Regions from separate parts of the Homo sapiens genome. Here region 2 is linked to region 1. A link is a contact called in ENCODE Hi-C or POLR2A ChIA-PET data. All regions are on one chromosome and are shown on one strand. The core of a region is the stretch at or near the end of the contact, and the rest is flanking DNA. Distances in the headings are between cores, read along the strand shown.

Region 1 (3,368 bases), core at 531-3,030:
GCAACCCCTGCCTCCCAGATTCAAGCAATTCTCCTGCCTCAGCCTCCCAAGTAGCTGGGATTACAGATGCCTGCCACCACACTTGGCTAATTTTTGTATTTTTGGTAGAGACGGGGTTTCACCATGTTGGCCAGGCTGGTCTCGAGCTCCTGACCTCAAGTGATCCGCCAGCCTCGGCCTCCCAAAGTGCTGGGATTACAGGCGTGAGCCACTTCGCCCAGCCTCCTGAGCTTGTTTTCCTGCAACTAGATGGTCCCATCTGGGGGTGATGGGAGACAATGACAGATCATCAAGCATTAGATTCTCACTCATCTCCTGAAGCTCATGCCTTTTATATATAAAATACCTACGGGAATTTGGTTAACAAAGGCAGCTAAAATGATGTGAGGACATGAAGTCCAATAGGCAAATATTGGATCAGAACATTATGCCAGAGATGTCCGGAGCTCTCTGGGAGGTGTTGAGAGATGAATGAAGGGTGGGGGATAGGCACTGACAACCCTTGGAGAGCCAGGTGGAGAGGTAGTGATGATTAACTTTAGTTGCTCTCCCACAAGGCTGGGAGAAATTAATGAGCAACAGAATGAATAAGCAAGTTTACTAAAGTTTAGGCAACTTCAATGACTTGAATATGCATAATGTACCACTGCTAAGACATAGTTGAGTAAAGAGGTATGCAACTAAAAATTCCCCAGGCTTCACTAGATTATGTTAGAAAATACATTAATTACAGAATATTCAAATCCTGTGGTTAATTGTCTTCATTCCTGAAACAAAGCCCAAAGTCCTTGCAAAGTTGCCTCCCCACCAGCCTTTTTGGAGCCATCAGGGCATATGCTCAGAGATAAATCTGCTCATATGGCACCTGCTACCTTCCTGGCATGCATCTCTCAGGTGTCGTCTCAGGAGATTGTCCCTCTCCTGCTGGGTGTCACAGACTTGGGGAGCCTGCAGCCAGGCACTGCCACTGAGCCTCACCACTGAGGGGTTTATGAGGCCATCCTGGCTTTAGGGGCTCCAAGTGTCACGTTGACCAAAGCAGTCCATTTTCATCTGTTTTATAAAGGGTCCTGTGTATCTCAATGGAAAAGTATTCAGCCTTCTAAAAGATGTTTGAAGACGATTTCACCAGAGCTTCCATGGAGCCAGGACCCTGCTGTATTTCAGGGAAAAGTGGGCAAGTGTTCATTTTCCAGCTTGATGCAGAACTTTGTTGCCTGGGGAGCAAAGTACCGCTGTTCAAACTCCAAGTCTTACAAAATTGCTTATTAAAATAATTCCTGACATTTTGGCTTCTACATCTTTTCTCCCTAGGTGTCAGGCCTAATCAGTGAAGTAGACTGGAATTAAACACCCCATCTTTTTCTGTCAGAGTTCTCAGTTGTCACCAATTAAAATCTAGTAGTAGCAGAAAAGGAATTTATTAAAGAATATAAGATTTCCCAGGAGGCCGGAAAGCAGGCTGGGAGGCTTCCCAGCCAGCACCAATTCTCAGAGTCACAGTAAAGAACAGACCAGGTGGGAATAACTGCTGACTCCACCAGGCACAGACTCCTGCTGGTACTAGCTCGTGGTGTGACCTTAGCCATCCCTCCCTCTAGTAACTGAATTCACCAGCTGCCATTCTCACCAGAGTGGGCTCTAGGTGGCACTTGTTTCTTTGCAATACATGCTTGTGATTAGAAAACTTGCTGAGGTGCACGTGATTGTCTGGGTCTGTGTCACAGACCAGTGTACTGGCTGCAGAGGAGGTGGGGAATTCTCCAAATATAGGAAGTGTGTTCAATTGTGTTGAGAAGCCCAGACGAGTGATAACATGTTCACTTGAACATCGCTGTCCTCGGGTTCTCTTCCTCTCCTCTATACCTACCCCCAACTACACCCACGCCAAAGCCACAGTACCTTTCCTCCTCATCCACTTAAAGCCAAATATTTCATTAGAATTGAATTATTTGAGGCCTGTCACCACCACCTCACCAAACATGCCCAGACATGACTGAACCTCAGCACTGGAAACACTTAGGCTCAAGCTGAAAGTTTCTTAAGTGCTACACATTAGAAACAACCAACCATTCCTAAACTAGTCCATGAAACCACAGGACACTAAGAAAGGATAGCCCAGATCTAGTAAAGAACACAAACATGTTTTCATGACAGTGATAATAGATCTTCGTTTACACCACCACTGATTTGAAAGGCTATACTGTTTGTTTTGTTTCTTCTTTTATTCTTTATTCAATATTCAACTTAACTATTGAGTGGACCTAAGCACTGTTAATAAAGCAGTAAACAAAGCCCTGCCCATAAAGTGTTAATATTCTAGAGGGAGACGCAGACTATGAACAAGGACTCAAATGCATACACAGTGTAAGTTCAGACAGTGATAAGTACATTAAGGAAAATAAAGGAGGGTTAAGGAATAGACGGTGATGGGACTGATGCTCATTTATATTGAGTGGTCTGGGAAGGTTCAAGCAGATTTGAATCATGGAACAGTGTAATATGAAGAGATTTGGGATCAGAGGTGCCTGAGTTGAAAACATACCCAGGAGCTAAAGTGAGAGGAAGAAGGTCAGAGTGTGGTGGAAAGAAGCCTGAAGATGAAATGAGACAGATAAATAGGGCCAAAATATGGAGGTTCTTGTGGGCCACCATTAGGAGTTTAGCTTTTATTCTAAGCATAATTGAAAGCCATTGGATAGTTCTAAGATGAGCAGTGATGATAGGCTTAGACTTACATTTTTTCAAAGTTCTCACTGGCTGCCCTATAAATAGTAGATTATGGGGTTTTAAATTGGAGATGAGGAACCTCTCAGTAGACTTTGCTGTGATCCAGGTAGAGAAACATGTTGGGTTGGACGAGGGTGGGAGCAGTGGAGATGGTGAGATCAGATCAGGTTTGGGATGTATTTTGCAGCCCAGTCTGTCAGGATTTGCTGATGCTTTGTATGTGAAAATGAGGCAGAAAGAATCCAGTATGAACTTCTAGGAAAGCACTTTGTGACCGATTGTATTTTATGGAAATGACTACAGTATTTCCTGTTAATATAGTTTTCCAGAAACTTGCTACTCCCTCATCAAGAGTTGGAGTCTGTGTCCTATCCCCTTGGAACTAAGAGGGCTTTTGTTAGACTTTTAACTATTAAAATATGGCAGAAGTGATACATGTCTTTTCTGAGTCATTAAAACGTGATCCCACTGCTGCCTGATTTCACTGGGACACTCATGCTGTAACCCAGCTACCATGCTGTGAGGAAGCCCAGGTCGCATGGAAAGGGCCAAGTGGAAAGGCACCCAGGCCCCAGCCCTCAGTATCAGCTATGCTTCCTGCCAACAGTCAAGATTTTCTTGCTAGCTTTTGAGTGAGG
Region 2 (3,368 bases), core at 514-3,013, 700 kb before region 1:
TATAGGAATCTGTAACGAAAAAGAGGTAAATGTTGTTCAGATTAAATTCAAGAGACAAAAATTTAGTATTCCTTTCACAATGTCTTACAAGGCTAATGATAAACACATAACTGGGAAACAATGAACCTGTATAAATGTTTTCTGTTTTGACTTGGGAAAACTAGTTGTTAATCCTATTTCCTAAACGTGAAATATGACAAATCTATATTGATATTCACATTTAATTCCATTCTAAATTTGTGGTAAATATATTGCACTTTGCAAGAAAATACCACATGAATACAAAGGTGAGTAAATGGATCCCCAAACTAGTGTCTAAACAGCATAAGCATAAATATAAAACAATAAAAGCATAAAGACCTTAAATATAAGGCCAGGCACGGTGGCTCACCACTGTAACCCCAGCGCTTTCGGAGGCCAAGGCGGGCAGATCACCTGAGGTCAGAGTTCGAGACCAGCCTGATTAACATGGAGAAACCCCGTCTTTACTAAAAATACAAAATTAGCCGGGCGTGGTGGCGCATGCCTGTAATCCCAGCTACTCGGGAGGCTGAGGCAGGAGAATCGCTTAAACCCGGGAGGCGGAGGTTGCGGTGAGCCGAGATCGTGCCATTGCACTCCAGCCTGGGCAACAAGAGTGAAATTCCGTCTCAAAAAGAAAAAAAAAAAAAAGAAAAAGACCTTAAATAAGTTACTAAGTGCTAAAATTGAGTCCACCTCCTTTTATTTAAAGATGCAGACAGCTCTAAAGTATGGTGCTGCAGACGTTTTGAGACCTACTTTATGCTACATCTTTTCACGTTTTATCATACACGATTTGATTCCCCTGGGGGAGAAAGGCTGTTTTTGTTTGAGCTTTTGCAGATATTCTGATAACACTGGACTGTACCACCCAATACAGCTTTTTTTCTTATCGATCACAGCATTTAACGATTTCCATCAAATGGCAGCTACTAAAATTCACACATGCCCACTCTTCTGGGCTGACAAGATGGCCTTTTCCCCCTCCCTAAAATAAGCCTAAAAGTTCACATGCCCACAGATGACTCATTTGTGGATTTCAAGATGAAGGGAAAGACCAGTGTGCGTTCGAATTTCCCGGGGCCAGTGCAGGAGGTGGGTCGGGAGAGCGGCGCCTTGGGAAGCTGAAGCTACTCACCAGCGTGAGCTGGATTCTGGTGGAGAAGGTTTTCTGGTAGCAGAAGGTCTGGATGGCTATGATCACCGGCGTGGTCATGGCCTTGGCCAGCTGATAGGTGCCTATGGTGTTGTTCTGCAGAGAAAGGTTAGTGAAGACCACAAAGCCACAGAAGCTGAGGGCCAGGAGGAGGAGCCTGGAGGGCGGCAGACTTTTGGGGGCAAAGATGTCCAGCTTCTGGCAGATATACAAGCCCAGCCAGGTGACCACGAAGTGCACCAGGGTCAGGCTCATGTTGGGGAAGCCGTGGTACACATAAATCCATTTGTTGAGGAACACAATGCAGATGGACACCAGCAGGTTGAACAGGAGCCCGGCGGCGATTCGCCAGTGGCCCCGCACTCGGTCCACCAGCAATGCCATGATCCCCGCGAAGCTGGGGCCGTCTAGCCTCGGAAGGGGCGCCGGGCCTGTCTCCGGCTGCCCTTCTACTCCACCGCCGCGTCCTCGCAGACGCCGACCTCACCGTCTGACCCAGGAGTGGCATGCACAGATCAACCCCGGGCGAGTAGCACTCTTAACAGAGGACACACACCCCGCCGCCGCCCTGTAAGCCAGCTAGGACGCCGCAGCACGTCCCACGCCCCGCTCATCTCCGCCCGCAGCCACGTGACTCGGGGCTCCAGTGCTTCCGCCCCCGAGCCGCTGGCTGAACGGCCGCTACCCTGCGCAGGCGCGCTGAGCCTTGGGCGCGCGACGCTTGCGTCTTTGGGTCCTATCCTCTGGGTCCCCGACCCCCTTGGTCACCTAACGCCTACCTGACTGGACCAATCTAGGACCCCTTTCTTGATGTTTGTTTCCTGTGTGTCATTGACCCGATTTGCTAGACAACTTCTCTCTGGCTGTGCAGACACTGTTAGCCAATTTTACGTATTAAATGCTGAGCAAATTTAGTAGCCCTCGCCAGAGGGGGGAAAGAACTTATTGAAAGCATGTTTTTATTTTTTATTTTTGGAAAAAGACATTCAAAATTTACTTTCCAACAGACAGCATCATCGGGTATAACTACAAGGGTTTCTCCTTAGATCATACATTCACAAAGCATTATTAGCTCAACAGTGAGAAAATGTGTTCTCTAAAGATGTCCCCTTGACAATGTAAACGAGTGCTACTGTGTTCACTTACAACTCGAGAAAAAAACGTACAACCTGGCAAAACCGTATATATATACAGCTGTCTCTAGGGGTGCATACAAATATATATATATGTTTTGGATCAGGTCAGGTGCAATGACTAAGAGATAGAACTTTGAGTAACAGTCTTGATCGACAGTAAGGTCCTTCACACAGAAGTCAGGTTCTTCCTTTCTCCTTCCTCCTTAAGTCGATAAAGAAAGATTATATATTGTAGATATTACAGGTACAAAAGGAGATTTTTAAAAAAGGAATCACAAAAACATCTTGAATGTCCAGCTGTTCCTGCCAATACATCAATTCTTAGTTTTAAGACAGAGTCTAGGATTAATTCAGCAGTCATAAAATTAAAAAGAGAGACTGTGGTACAAAAAATTTAAAATAAATGAGGAAGTAGGGCATGGTGGCGTGGGCCTGTAGTCCCAGCTATTTGAGAGACTGACGTGGGAGGATTGCTTGAGCCCAGGAGTTGGAAGCCGGGATGGGCAACATAGTGAGACCCCCATCTCTAAATTAAATAAATAAATGAGGTAGGGAAATTAAAACTTTCACACCCAGGACATGCCTGTTCCAACTTTGTAGCCTTCATGCAATGCTCAAGGAAAAAGTCTTCATAATTCCTTGGCATAAGTCACACCAAGAAAAGTTTTTAAAACTTAGTATGCGAACCTGTGATAGGCAACACGCCCTTCCCTGAGTTTCCTCTCTAGAATGAAAACCCAGTTCTTCAAGAGTAGGCACTGAGGAACTAAATTAAGTTGCCTGAAATTTCCCACTCAGGTGCCCACCACTTCTGGTGTTCAGGAAGAGAGGCATTTGGGAATTGTGAGGAGCACATTGGCACTCTTGGGGCTCCAACTGAACTGTATTTAAATAAGCAGCAACACACACATTGACTCCCTAAGGACTCAAAGGAGTCCAATTGGCTGGGTGCAGTGGCTTATGCCTGTAATCCCAGCACTTTGAGAGATCGAGGCGAGTGGATCACTTGAGGTCAAGAGTTTGAGACCAGCCTGGCCAACATGGCAAAACCCCGT

What was found. Hi-C counts contacts between places; a loop is a spot of excess contacts on that map. ChIA-PET counts read pairs that join two places held with the same protein, here RNA polymerase II (POLR2A). Pooled maps may share reads with other maps.
Region 2: a loop to region 1 is called in a pooled map, with 7 times the contacts of the local background. The contact joins the promoter of SLC35E3 here to the enhancer-like site in region 1. A Hi-C loop is called at or near these places in 1 of 37 single-sample maps with no recorded cell type and 6 of 50 pooled maps. POLR2A ChIA-PET finds 5 or more read pairs at or near these places in 1 of 52 experiments (GM10248).

What each region holds. Positions count from the first base shown.
Region 1 is chr12:68,040,888-68,044,255 of GRCh38, reverse strand. No RefSeq gene overlaps it. Among named protein-coding and RNA genes, the nearest start is that of IFNG-AS1, 53 kb to the right of the region's middle. RefSeq lists an enhancer at 1,800-2,049. Within about 2 kb of position 1,780, at least 4 of the 41 ENCODE cell types and tissues checked have a DNase peak (open chromatin) inside an H3K27ac peak, as active enhancers do.
Region 2 is chr12:68,744,571-68,747,938 of GRCh38, reverse strand. It overlaps SLC35E3 (solute carrier family 35 member E3), which reads right to left and starts at 1,763. Exons shown (of 5, transcript NM_018656.5): 1 at 1,160-1,763; 2 at 1-9. The coding sequence starts at 1,561. NUP107 (nucleoporin 107) reads right to left here. Exons shown (of 28, transcript NM_020401.4): 28 at 2,130-3,368. RefSeq lists enhancers at 741-930, 1,291-1,400, 1,451-1,550, 1,400-2,090.